Regions from separate parts of the Homo sapiens genome. Here region 1 is linked to region 2. A link is a loop called in an ENCODE intact Hi-C map of the cell type or tissue named here. Cell type or tissue: chondrocyte. All regions are shown on one strand. Each heading gives the region's core, and the rest is flanking DNA. Links, peaks and the distances in the headings are about the cores only. Region 1 overlaps RPTOR (regulatory associated protein of MTOR complex 1). Region 2 overlaps ENDOV (endonuclease V).

Region 1 (5,362 bases), core at 202-5,201, 430 kb after region 2:
CCCAAGGTGTATCTGAAGTGCAAACATGAGTGTTGAGCAAGCTGGCCGTGCCGTCACGGAGAGGTGGCCGTGGTGTCACGGAGAGGTGGCCATGCCGTCACGGAGAGGTGGCCGTGCCGTCACAGGTGGCCGTGGCTCGTACGTGAGCAACACAGTGAAGGTGCCTGATGCTCTGCTGCCAAGAGCAGACGAGGCCACTGAGGGCAGGCAAGGGCCCCAGGCGCAAGCAGCCTGCGCCTCCACAAGGAAAAGCTGCCACCCGATTCATTCCAGTCTCTTGACACCAGTCAAGGCTGGCAGTATGTGGCAGCTTCTAGGAATAAATCAGAGATGAATAAATCTGGAGGAAGCCCCTCTTTACTTTAAGTGAGGCCCATTCATTCCTGTTGCGTTTCCCATATGTGCTGAAGATAGCACCGCAGCTGGTCCCGCGTGGCACCCCTGCTGCTGCCCGTTCCCTTGCTGCGGCACAGGTGCGCTGACGCCCTCCCTCGCCCCCAGGCCTTGTCTGTCGGCATCTTCCCCTACGTGCTGAAGCTGCTCCAGAGCTCGGCCCGAGAGCTGCGGCCACTTCTCGTTTTCATCTGGGCCAAGATCCTCGCAGTGGACAGCGTGAGTATCCCCGCCCTCCTCCCCAGAGTGATGTGAACCTGCCGGCCCTTCTGGGGATGCCGAGCCCTGCGTTTCCAGCCTGCCCTTTCTCCAGCCTCGCTCCCTCTCCAGGCACCGCCGTTCCCTTCCTCTCTTCTGGGGTAAAGTGGGACGCGCCCGCCTCGGCAGCCACCTCTGGGTCGTGGGGGCTGTCACCTACCTGTCCTGTCCCTGGCCTTCCCCTGGTACCCTGCGCTCAGTCCCCCCACACCGTCCTGTCCCTGGCCTTCCCCTGGTGCCCTGCACTCAGTCCCCCTGCCTGTGTCTGACCCCCGTAAGGCTGTCCCCGTGCTCCTGACCCTGACTGGAAGCAACCCCGCCATGGCATAAACTTGGCCTCTGCCTCGCCCAGACCCCGCATTGGCTCTCCTGTGCCCACCATTGCATTTCTCCCCCTCCTCAACCCTGCACAGGTGGTCTGGGCCAGGCCCCGAGGTGTTAGGGGCCACCCCCTTACACGGGGCTGTCCAGCTCTGTCCTCTCTGACGGGCATCAGCCCTGGCCCTGCAGCCATGTGTTCGCCCCTCAATCATCTAGGCCAGGGACCCATATTTAGCTATGTTAAGAGAGACACAAGGTCAGCTGTCCCTGTCCCCAGCGGCTTATGCTTGGGTGCTGGCAGGGGTTGCAGGTGACACCAGCCCTGTTGTGAGGCAGGGTCACCTCCTGCAGGAGCTACCAGCGAGATGGGTCAGAGGAGTGGGGCTGAGAAGTCGTGTGGGCGAGACCCGGCCTATGCTGAACTGGAAACGCCAGGAAGGGCCTTGAGGGGGTGGATGTCGGGCGGGGGTCCAAACATGGAGGTGGCAGGGAGGGCTGGGAAGACATTTAGAGGAGGGCAGGCCACTCCCTGTGGCTGTGTGCGGGGACACGCAGGGAGGCCCCATCCACGCAGACGGTGCACGGTTCCCGGTAGACACAGTTGAACTTCATTTAGCAGGCATGGGGATTATTACAGATTTTGGAACAAAGACATCAAAGAATGAAGCTGTGGTTTATAAACATTGCCTGGCCTCGGTGTCAAGTGGATTGTAGGGAAACACGGGGTGGAGAGCATTTTCCTCCAGGAGGGTGGGCAGAGGAGGTCGGGCTGCAGGGCTGGGAGGGCGGCACCAAGCCTGGGTTGGGAGAGGCGACTCGGGCTGAAGCCTGTGTGGCCGGCTGGGGCTCGGGGAGCCTTCCAGAGACAACTGGTCAGGAGCCCTGTGCGGCCTAGGAGCAGGGCTGGCCCGATGCCAAGACTGGGGACCTCGTCTACCCAGTGGTGATGGCAGGCGAGACCCTCGAAGGAAAATGTGGAAGGCTCAGCTGCGGGAGAACTCTCGAAAGCTCCTCGTGTGACACAGTGGAGAGGAGAGCTGTACAGAGTGGTGCAAAGGGTCTGGGAAGGGCTCATTTATAGAACGTGAAGATTCTAGAACAAAGGGTGTGTGCTGAGAATGGAGTTGGGGGATATGTTGCCCTCTGCAGGGTTGTTGGGGACAAAGATTTCCCAGAGATGCCTTTGCCTTTAGCTGTCCGTGTGCGGAGGGGCACACGTGTGTGATACAGAGCTGGGCTCGGAGCCAGGTTGGCAGGGAGCCCCGGGAAGAAGCCAAGTCAGTCTTGCTCTGGGGGTGCCGCCACGGGTGAGGAGAGCGGGACGGAGGAGCCGGCATCAGGGCAAGGCTGGCTTTGCTCCCTGCTTGGTTTTGAAGCAAACCAGCCCCAGCAACTCATTAGAAGGCCTGTAGGAGCAGGTCCACGTTCCCCCCGGACTTCGGCCAGCTGCTGTGTGCACGTGTGTGCGGGGGTGGTCATGTATGTGGGCGCTTGTGCGTGCATGTGTGTGTGGCGCCCTGTCAGGCGGCTTTCATATGCAAAGTCTCTTAATTCCTAAGTCCCCTGTGAAGTTAGCTTGAATTTGCAGCCTATTTACTGGTGAGGCGCCGCCCACAGGAGGGAGCAGGGGCCACATAGCTGCCATGCGAGGGGCCGGCACCCCACTGGGCCCCTGCGCCGGGTCTGGAGCTCCTTGCCCACACAGGGAAATGGAAGGTCTAGCAAAGTCACAGAGCAAGTACAGGAGAGTGCCAAGAACACCTTGGAGAGGCCATGGCTTGGAGCCGGGGAAGACCACCCTTTCCTTTTCTGTGTGGCAGGTGAGGGGAGAGTGGACGGAGCTTAAGCCCCCGGGGCTCCTGCCTGCTGCCCGGCGCTCCCCAGGCCACATTCTGTCAGCTCCTCCGTCCAGTCACTGGCACTGAGACCCAGCCTCATCCTTAGCCCTGTCAGCCATGTCGCACTGGCCACCAGGACCTGCTGTGCTCGCTGAAGCTGCCCTGTTGGGCTTTGTTCAGCCAAATTCACTGACCCTGTTGTCCAGGCACTGGCAGGCACCCCGAGCCACAGGCTCGTACCCCGCACTGTGCGCTCTCACCCGTCAGCCCTGCACACCCCACACAAAGCCACTGCTGTGTCTCCCACCCACAGCCGCTGCTGATTCAAGTCCAGCCCAGGCCATCAGGTCCCCAACTGTGCTGCCCACGGACCCCTGGGCCCCTGCTCAGCCCTTCTGCTCCCTGCACCCAGCCCTGACCATAGCCTCCCCACACCCCAAGTCCTCACGTACTACTTTGGTGTCACAGCTGAAGTCAGGGGGCAGTGGGGAGGCTGCTGCCGAAGCGGACGGTGAGGGCTTCCACCTTGGAGGCAGGCGTCAGTCGTACCCAGCACCAGTTGACCTCTCGCTGGTTCCGCTGATTCTTGTAGATTCCCTGGGATTTTCTGCTAGTTCACTGGTTCTTGTAGATTCCCTAGGATTTTATGTATATGCTCTCTCCAAGCAGAAGCAGCTTCCAGCCCCTCTTCCGGTTCTGGGATCTCTCACTCTTTTTCTGGGCCTGGGGCACTGACCATGGCTCTGCTGGCACGGGTCGGCTACCGTGCTTGCCATCTCTCCCAGCTGCTCCTGATTTCCTGAGCTGGATGCGGGGAGCTGCTGCTCTTCCTCTCAGCACAGCTGAGGTTGACCTTGACCTCAGTTCAACCTTGAACCCTCCTGGGCCCAGTGCTCTGCACCTGGCTGTGACCAGAGAACGCTCCATAATGGTGACCTGAATACCATATATTTCAGCAAAATATTTTCCCTGCTACCCATTAAACTACAGATAAAGAATGACTGCTTTGAAAGATTGGCTAAAGCACTGGATTTAAGGTTAAAACCCTGAGTTTGATCCCATCACCGCATTTGCTCTTACAAGTCATTTTCACTTCCCTTGGCCATGATTTGCCTCTGTAAAATCATGAGCCTTCGGCCGTCTGCCTTCAGCCACAGTTCCAGAGCTCAGAACCAGGACGTGGAAAACTGCTGTGTAAATTATAGAGGAACAGGAACAGGACCAGGAAGGGGCACCACGTAAATCTCACATCTCTCCTGCCTGTCCCTGTTACACTAAAACCTTTTCTTGCTAAACAGAAAGCTTGGCTTTGTGGATCAGGACGCGAGAGGTGTGGGTCATTTCTATTTTACTCTTCTTCAAATTCACTGAAGAGCCACATTATGTAAACAAAGGGTGTTTGGCAGGAAGTCATTTTGAAACGTGGTTTCTGTCCTACACCCATATCTTCGTCATCTACATGGACACACTTAGAAATATCTTGGCACCTGGCCACGGATGAAGGACCATGTGTAGGGGCTCTGGGATGCACAAAACGGTGACCCTCACATGACACAAAGCCCAGGGTGAAGGGAGGAAGAGATGCCATCTGCATGCAGAGGTCTGGGATTACGGCCGCCTGAGCCTGCTCCCCAGCACCGCCAGTGCTGCAGGAACGTGTCTAAGCCAACTTTGATTCTCAGACTTCGTGTTTTTAGTACCTTTTAGGACCTGGAAATTGATGATGTCTTTATTTTTAGTCTCAGGGGTGGCTCTTGGTGAAAGGGGACAGCCTTCCTCGTACCTTCCTCGTGACATTCTCACTGCATCCACAGCCCATCATGGTATTGCAGTGCAGGGCGTCTTGTTTAAAACTGGCTCTTGGTCCCGTGGATCTCCCAGGGCCTGTTGCTCTCGAGTGCCCCAAATGGCAGAACGTGGCCATGAGCACGGAGGCTGCAGCGTGCCTTCGTTTTACACCCTGCTCCAGGCAGATACCAGGGCCTCGGGTTTATTATTCATGCTGCTGAAGGGGTCATCTGCTCAGTACTGCTTGGGGAGCTGTTCCCACAGCCAGCTGGGCATGCCCTTGCCTGCAGTGTTCTTGTAACTGCCTGCAGGCATCACAGGCCTTCCTGTGAATTAATTTCTTAACCAGCTTGTTGCACCTGCATGTTTAAAAGCAATCATTCCACTGAGGGGCATTTTGAAGTGTTTCCGGTAGAAACTGAGCCTCGTCTACCTCACCTGCCTCGCCCTTCCTTCCATCGTTACCCTGGCGATAACTTCCCAGAGATGAAAGTTCCCTGTGTTTTTGAGGGGTCATTCCTCTACTCCCTTCCCCTCCCCACGTCTGGCCATGGATGTTGCTGGCGGTCCTCCGGATCTCCACCCCTACCCCCCCATGATGTGTGCACCCCCTACAATGTGTGCATGCCCCTCTGTGTTGGTGATGGTCCTCCGAAGCTCCGCCCACCATGATGTCTGCTCCGCCCCCTCGTGTTGCTGGTGGTCCTCTGGAGCTCCGCCCACCATGATGTCTGCTCCGCCCCCTCCTCGTGTTGCTGGTGGTC
Region 2 (5,362 bases), core at 156-5,155:
GACCCACTCAATGAGCCAGTCCACCGCCGCCAGAAATACCAGCCTGTTGAGCTGTGTCAGATGTGCCCAAAGCAGGAGAGAAGCCACAGGAAGGAAGCGGGCTCAGCACCCATCACTGGGCAGTGGCGGCACCTGTGTGGCTGCCAGCCTGGCACAGCGGCCCTGGGCAGATTGTTGCCCTTGTTCTAAGCCCCATCATCAGGTTTGAACAGGGTCTTGTGGGCAGCACCCTCAGCTCAGGGACAAGACCACTTCACCGCCTGCACGCTCAGTGTCGTCTCAGGTGGTGTGGCTTTGCCTGGGCTGTGGCTCACCTCCAAGATCAGTCCCCTTCCCTTTCCTGGCCCAGTGACTGGGTTTTAAAAATAAAGAGACCTGGGCCGGTTGCGGTGGCTCACTCCTGTAATCCCAGCACTTTGGGAGGCCGAAGTGGGTGGATCACGCGATTAGGAGATCGAGACCATCCTGGCTAGCATGGTGAAACCCCATCTCTACTAAAAATACAAAAAATTAGCCGGGCGTGGTGGCACATGCCTGTAGTCCCAGCTACTCAGGAGGCTGAGGTGGGAGAATCGCTTGAACACGGGAGGCAGAGGTTGCAGTGAGCTGAGATCGCGCCACTGTACTTCAGCCTGGGCAACAGTGCGACACTCCGTCTCAAAAAATAGAGACTTGCCTTCAGCCCTTCACCAAGAAGAGAGGGGTTTTTTTCCCCATTTTTCCCTCCATTTTCCAGATCCGACTCCTGCAGACTCGAGGAGACTCATTCCCTCTGCTGGGAGACTCTGGGACTGTCCTGGGAATGGTGAGTAGCTAGGGCCCTGAGCTCCTCCAAAGCCCCGGGGTAGGGGATCCTTTGCAGGCAGACACAGGTGCATGCAGACACGCGTGCACTCACACTTGCCCACATCAACCCCCCGCCTGCCCGTCCATCCATCCTCCTGCCTCTGACTGAGTCCAGGGTGTGATGTTTGTGTTTCTTTCCTCCAGCCGTGCTGAGGGAGCCCACCCTCCCCCAGGGACAAGCAGCAGGAAGGCGCCCTGAGGGTGGGCAGGCCCTGGCCCCTGAGAGCACTGCCCCTTCAGCTTCCCCCTTGCCCCCAGGACATTTTGTCAGAGCTCCAGCTGCTGAGGCTGTCCTGACCCTGGTCCCGGTGGCCCAGCCCACAGGACAGCCCTCGCCTTCCTTGTCACAGGCCCTGAGGAGCCACGACCGCAGCACCAGGCCCCTCTACATCTCCGTGGGCCACAGGATGAGCCTGGAGGCCGCTGTGCGCCTGACTTGCTGCTGCTGCAGGTTCCGGATCCCAGAGCCCGTGCGCCAGGTGGGTGTGCTGGGGATGCGGGGAGGCAGCACAGGCTCCTCTGCTTCCTGCCACCTGCTGTTCAGGGCTCCCCAGCAGCTCAGCTGGGGTCAGAGTGCAGTGACATGAGGACGGGGGTTCCTGGGCCGAGGACAGGTCACAGACATCTTGCTGGAGAGCTTGCTGGGCCCTGCAGTCAGGACAGTAGACTGGGGGGTGCAGGGCTCCCAAGAGTTCATCCCCAGGCCCTGCACCCCATGCACTCAGCCTCCCAGCCTCTCTGAGCCTCCTGCACCCAGATACAGGCCAGCTTGGAGAATCAGTGATGTTAGCTCAGGTGGTGAGGTGTCCTGCCAGTTCCCAGCCAGCCCCTCAGGTCCCAGAGGGAGCAGCTGAACTTGAGCCAGGAGGCTCCTGCAGGAAAGCTGTGCAGGCCCCAGAGACGCCAGTCTGGGGACTTGGGTATGCCCGCCCCAGGACCCAGCACAAAACTGGTGTTCGGTCCCCCAGGAAGGGTGAGAACTCTGCTGAAGCCATCAGCTCAGCTGAGAAAGGACTCAGCCTGTGGGCCAGGGAGAGACAGCTGGCACGAGATGCCCACAGACAGCCTCGATAGGACCAGGGGACCACAAGACACGGGTGGATGCTGTCCCAGAGAAGCCCACAGAGTGAGGGTTCAAGAAAAGTCAGTCTTAGGAAGAGACCCGCTGGAGGAAGGGGAAGGACAGCCCTGGGCAGGAAGGAGTTTGATGTGCTCAAGAAATGGGGGGCCCGGAGGGTGGCTCACGCCTGTAACCCCAACACTTTGGGAGACAGAGGTGGGAGGATCACTTGAGCCCAGGAGTTTGAGGGCGCCCTAGGCAACATAGACCCCGTCTCTACAAAAAAAACGTAAAAACAAATTAGCCAAGTGTGGTGGTGCGTGCCTGTGGTCTCTGCTACTTAGGAGGCTGAGGCGGGAGGATCACCTGAGCCCAGGAGGTCGAGGCTGTAGTGTGCCCTGATTGGGCCACTGCACTCCAGCCTGGGTGACAGAGCAAGACCTTATCTCAAAAAAACTTTAAAAAACAAAAACTCAGCAGGAAGGTGTGGCCGGAGCCAGATGGCAGTGAAGTACAGAGTGGGTGGGAGCCCGTGAGCATCTTGGGGTGCGCCAGGGTTTCAGACGTCACCCACAGGGACTTGGATGGCTGTGAGTTGGCAGCGGGGCGCCCGCAGATTGGCCTTTTTAGGTGGCCGCTGTGCGTGCTGTGGAGGCTGTGGACGCAGGTCTGCACAAGCCATGCTGCTTCCAGCAGCCCAGCCCCTGAGCCTCCCTGGTGTCTGCCCCTTCCCCATCTTACCCCACCGCTTGCCCTGCAGCCTGCCCTGGGGCAGCCGCAGCACCGGTGGAAAACCCCCAGGCCACCACCTTCGGGCCGGGGCCTTCCGGCTGCTGGCGCGCAGTGTGGCCTCCAGGGGGCAGCAGCAGCCCACATACCACAATGGCCCTCGCCCTGGGGAGCTGTGCTCAGTGGTGGCGTCTGAGAGCGGGCTCCACAGCCTTGCAGGGCTTTGCTCAGGGCACAGGTGTGTGGACTCTCAAGCCTGTGAGCTGTGTCCCCAGCCCCCAGGAAAGAGGCCTTTCTTCCTCCATTCCAACTCAGCCGTGTGGTCTTCCGAGAGAGAACCCAAGAAACTGTCCCCCAGGCCTTCAGCCACAGGAACTTTAGGTCGTGCTGCTGCTGCAGACAGCACAGTTCCTGGAGCTCCTGTACCTTTTTCTGCCTCAGCGCGCCCCAGAGTAGGACAGTGGCCCATCCTTGCAAGGGAGGGGACACCTGGCCTGTGAGTACCTTAAGCATCTAGAAATAGAGCAAGGATCTGTGCCTAGCACCAGCAAAGAGCCTGCCAAATCCTGGGCCCACCCTCCAGAGGAAGGAAAGCCGCAACCAGTTGGGATATGCAGCCACCCCGTACCAGGAGCCCGCAGCTTCTTACTGTTGGGCGTGAGCCGAGGATCGTGTCCTGCAGGGCTGGCTCTGTCTCTCGGTCCATTTTCTTCCTGAGCTCACTCACCTCTCAACAGGTTCACCTCCTGCTCTGTTCCAGAAGGTCCTGGGAGAGCACAGACGGGGTTAGTGTTGGTCTGCTCTCTCCCTGGCTCCGCGCCGGGCCGTCTTGGTGGCCCCATGGTCACAGGCGCTGCGGCGCTCCTGGTTGCCAGGTCCAGGCTCTCCTGCCAGGCCAGGCTGGGCCGCTCCAGGGGAAGGTGAGAGGTGCTGGCCCCGCCTACCGCTGCCCCACTTCCCCCATGAATGGAAGCAGGAGCAGGCTGGGGGATTAGCCGTTGCTTTCCATGAGTCGTGCAGCCCTGAAGCTAATCTAAGCTCATCTGAGCTGGGATCAGGGGGACTTCCCAGGGCCAGACCCCCCATGCCCCCGGGGGTTCCCACTCAGACCTGAGCCCTGTTCAGTGTCCCTCCCTGCTAGGGTCTGCCCCCATCCCAGCCTGTGGCCCACCGCCCTCTTTTATCTTGGTGATTCTGGAGACGGGACAGGGGTTACTGCTGATCTAGTCAGGGAGAGGACAGACCAGCTGGGCTCAGAGCCCCCAGAGAAGCAAGTGTTAGCAGGGAAGCCTCGGCTTGCGCAGAGCCTACAGGGAAGCACAGACTGGAAACCAGTGAAGGCTGAGCAGCTCCAACTGCCACTGGTGGGGAGGAGACCCAGGACCCCCTCACTCAGCCTGTCCACTCACCAGCTACTCAGGCCCTTCAGGGACTGCCCAGCTCGGTTTGAGAGCTGCCATTGCGGGGCTTTGACCCCAAAGTCCCAGGCATGCCTGTCCCACACTCGCTGACAGGGCCGCGGCTCCTGAGCCTGAAGAACTGGCTGTGACCTGTGTGTCCTGAGTGGGCTTCTGTGGGGGATGGAGGCATTGCCAGCAGCAGCTCCTGGTGGGAAACTGGTCTAGAGACCAGCTCAGCACCCAGCAGCACGTCTGTCTCCCCCAGGCTGACATCTGCTCCCGAGAGCACATCCGCAAGTCGCTGGGACTCCCCGGGCCACCCACACCGAGGTGAGCACCCAGGGAGGCTGGGGCACTAAAGGGGCATCTCACAGACACCTGCATGGGCTGTTTCCGGTGGCTCAGCCTCTCCTTGTTGCAATATTGTGGCTCAGGACAGACAGTGCAGGGCCAGGGAAGGCAGGGGACACAGGAGAGGTCTTCAAAGAGGGAGGAGAGTGGAGTGGGGTAGACTCCTATTCTCGTGGGAACTCTCCAGAAACACCACTGCCTCCACGCAAAGCCCTGGAACTACGGCCCTGTCTGGTCCAAGCCCTACCTCCCAATAGGGCTATCCCCAGCCTTCCTCAGTCCACTTAGCCTGTGAGGTACCAGGACGTGGGCTCTGCAGAAAAGGCGTGGCCTCGGAGTCAGACATGATCCAGCCCTGCATAGCCAGCTGTGGCGTTTGCACTCTTCGAGCCTCAGCTTCCTCATCGTCGGGATAGGCTCTGTAATTCTTGTCCCACTGGTTCTTGTAAGTTAGAGTGACAGTGTGCCTGGCACAGTCACCGCTAACAGTGCAAGGCATTGTCTTAAAACCATTGCAGATGGTTTGATCCTGCTAGCAACCTTGATGTGAGACAAGTACTGTGACCCCACTTTACAGATGAGGAGGCTGGGACACTGAGTGTTGATAAGGAGTAAAGCAGAATTCAGTCTGGCTACTTCCTCTTCTCTCAGTGTGGGCAGTTTGGATTCCAGGCCCTGCATCTGAGCCTCCAGGCTGAGAGGACACCCCCACTCCCTAGGCAAAGATCGCAGGAGGCCCCAGGCCTGGGATTCGCCCTGCCCTCGCCCACGATTAGTTACTGAAGGGCTGCGGTTCCTTCGTGCTCATTTTCCCTCTAAGCCAGGGGCTGTTCCCAGGCCTCCCTAGGCTGCTTTGAGAACTGAGGGAGCAGGTGGCGGGGACCCCCCAAGCTCTCCCAGAGTTGGAGGCCGGCCCGCTTGAATGCAAGCTGCGTGTCTGAGCAGCGTGCTCTGCCCTGCCCTCTGCCCTGGGCTG

What was found. Peaks named below come from ENCODE experiments on the same cell type or tissue, not always from the same donor. Only the 100,000 strongest peaks of a DNase experiment are listed, where the experiment ranks them.
Region 1: it touches region 2 in a loop (4-fold over the local background); 19 of 110 quality-filtered maps call a loop at or near these places.

What each region holds. Positions count from the first base shown.
Region 1 is chr17:80,857,289-80,862,650 of GRCh38, forward strand. It overlaps RPTOR (regulatory associated protein of MTOR complex 1), which reads left to right. Exons shown (of 34, transcript NM_020761.3): 13 at 502-612. Among named protein-coding and RNA genes, the nearest start is that of CHMP6, 130 kb to the right of the region's middle. RefSeq lists enhancers at 1-248, 249-1,178. In chondrocyte, for the core only: CTCF peaks have their summits at 2,117 (motif pointing left), 2,323, 4,712 and 4,916; DNase peaks (open chromatin) are centred at 1,173, 1,863, 2,323, 3,053 and 2 weaker places.
Region 2 is chr17:80,424,296-80,429,657 of GRCh38, forward strand. ENDOV (endonuclease V) reads left to right here. Exons shown (of 10, transcript NM_173627.5): 6 at 737-805; 7 at 1,197-1,325; 8 at 4,301-4,365. Among named protein-coding and RNA genes, the nearest start is that of MIR4730, 7.6 kb to the left of the region's middle. RefSeq lists enhancers at 658-1,159, 1,160-1,659. In chondrocyte, for the core only: CTCF peaks have their summits at 2,746 (motif pointing right) and 2,955; DNase peaks (open chromatin) are centred at 1,206, 1,816, 2,676 and 3,406.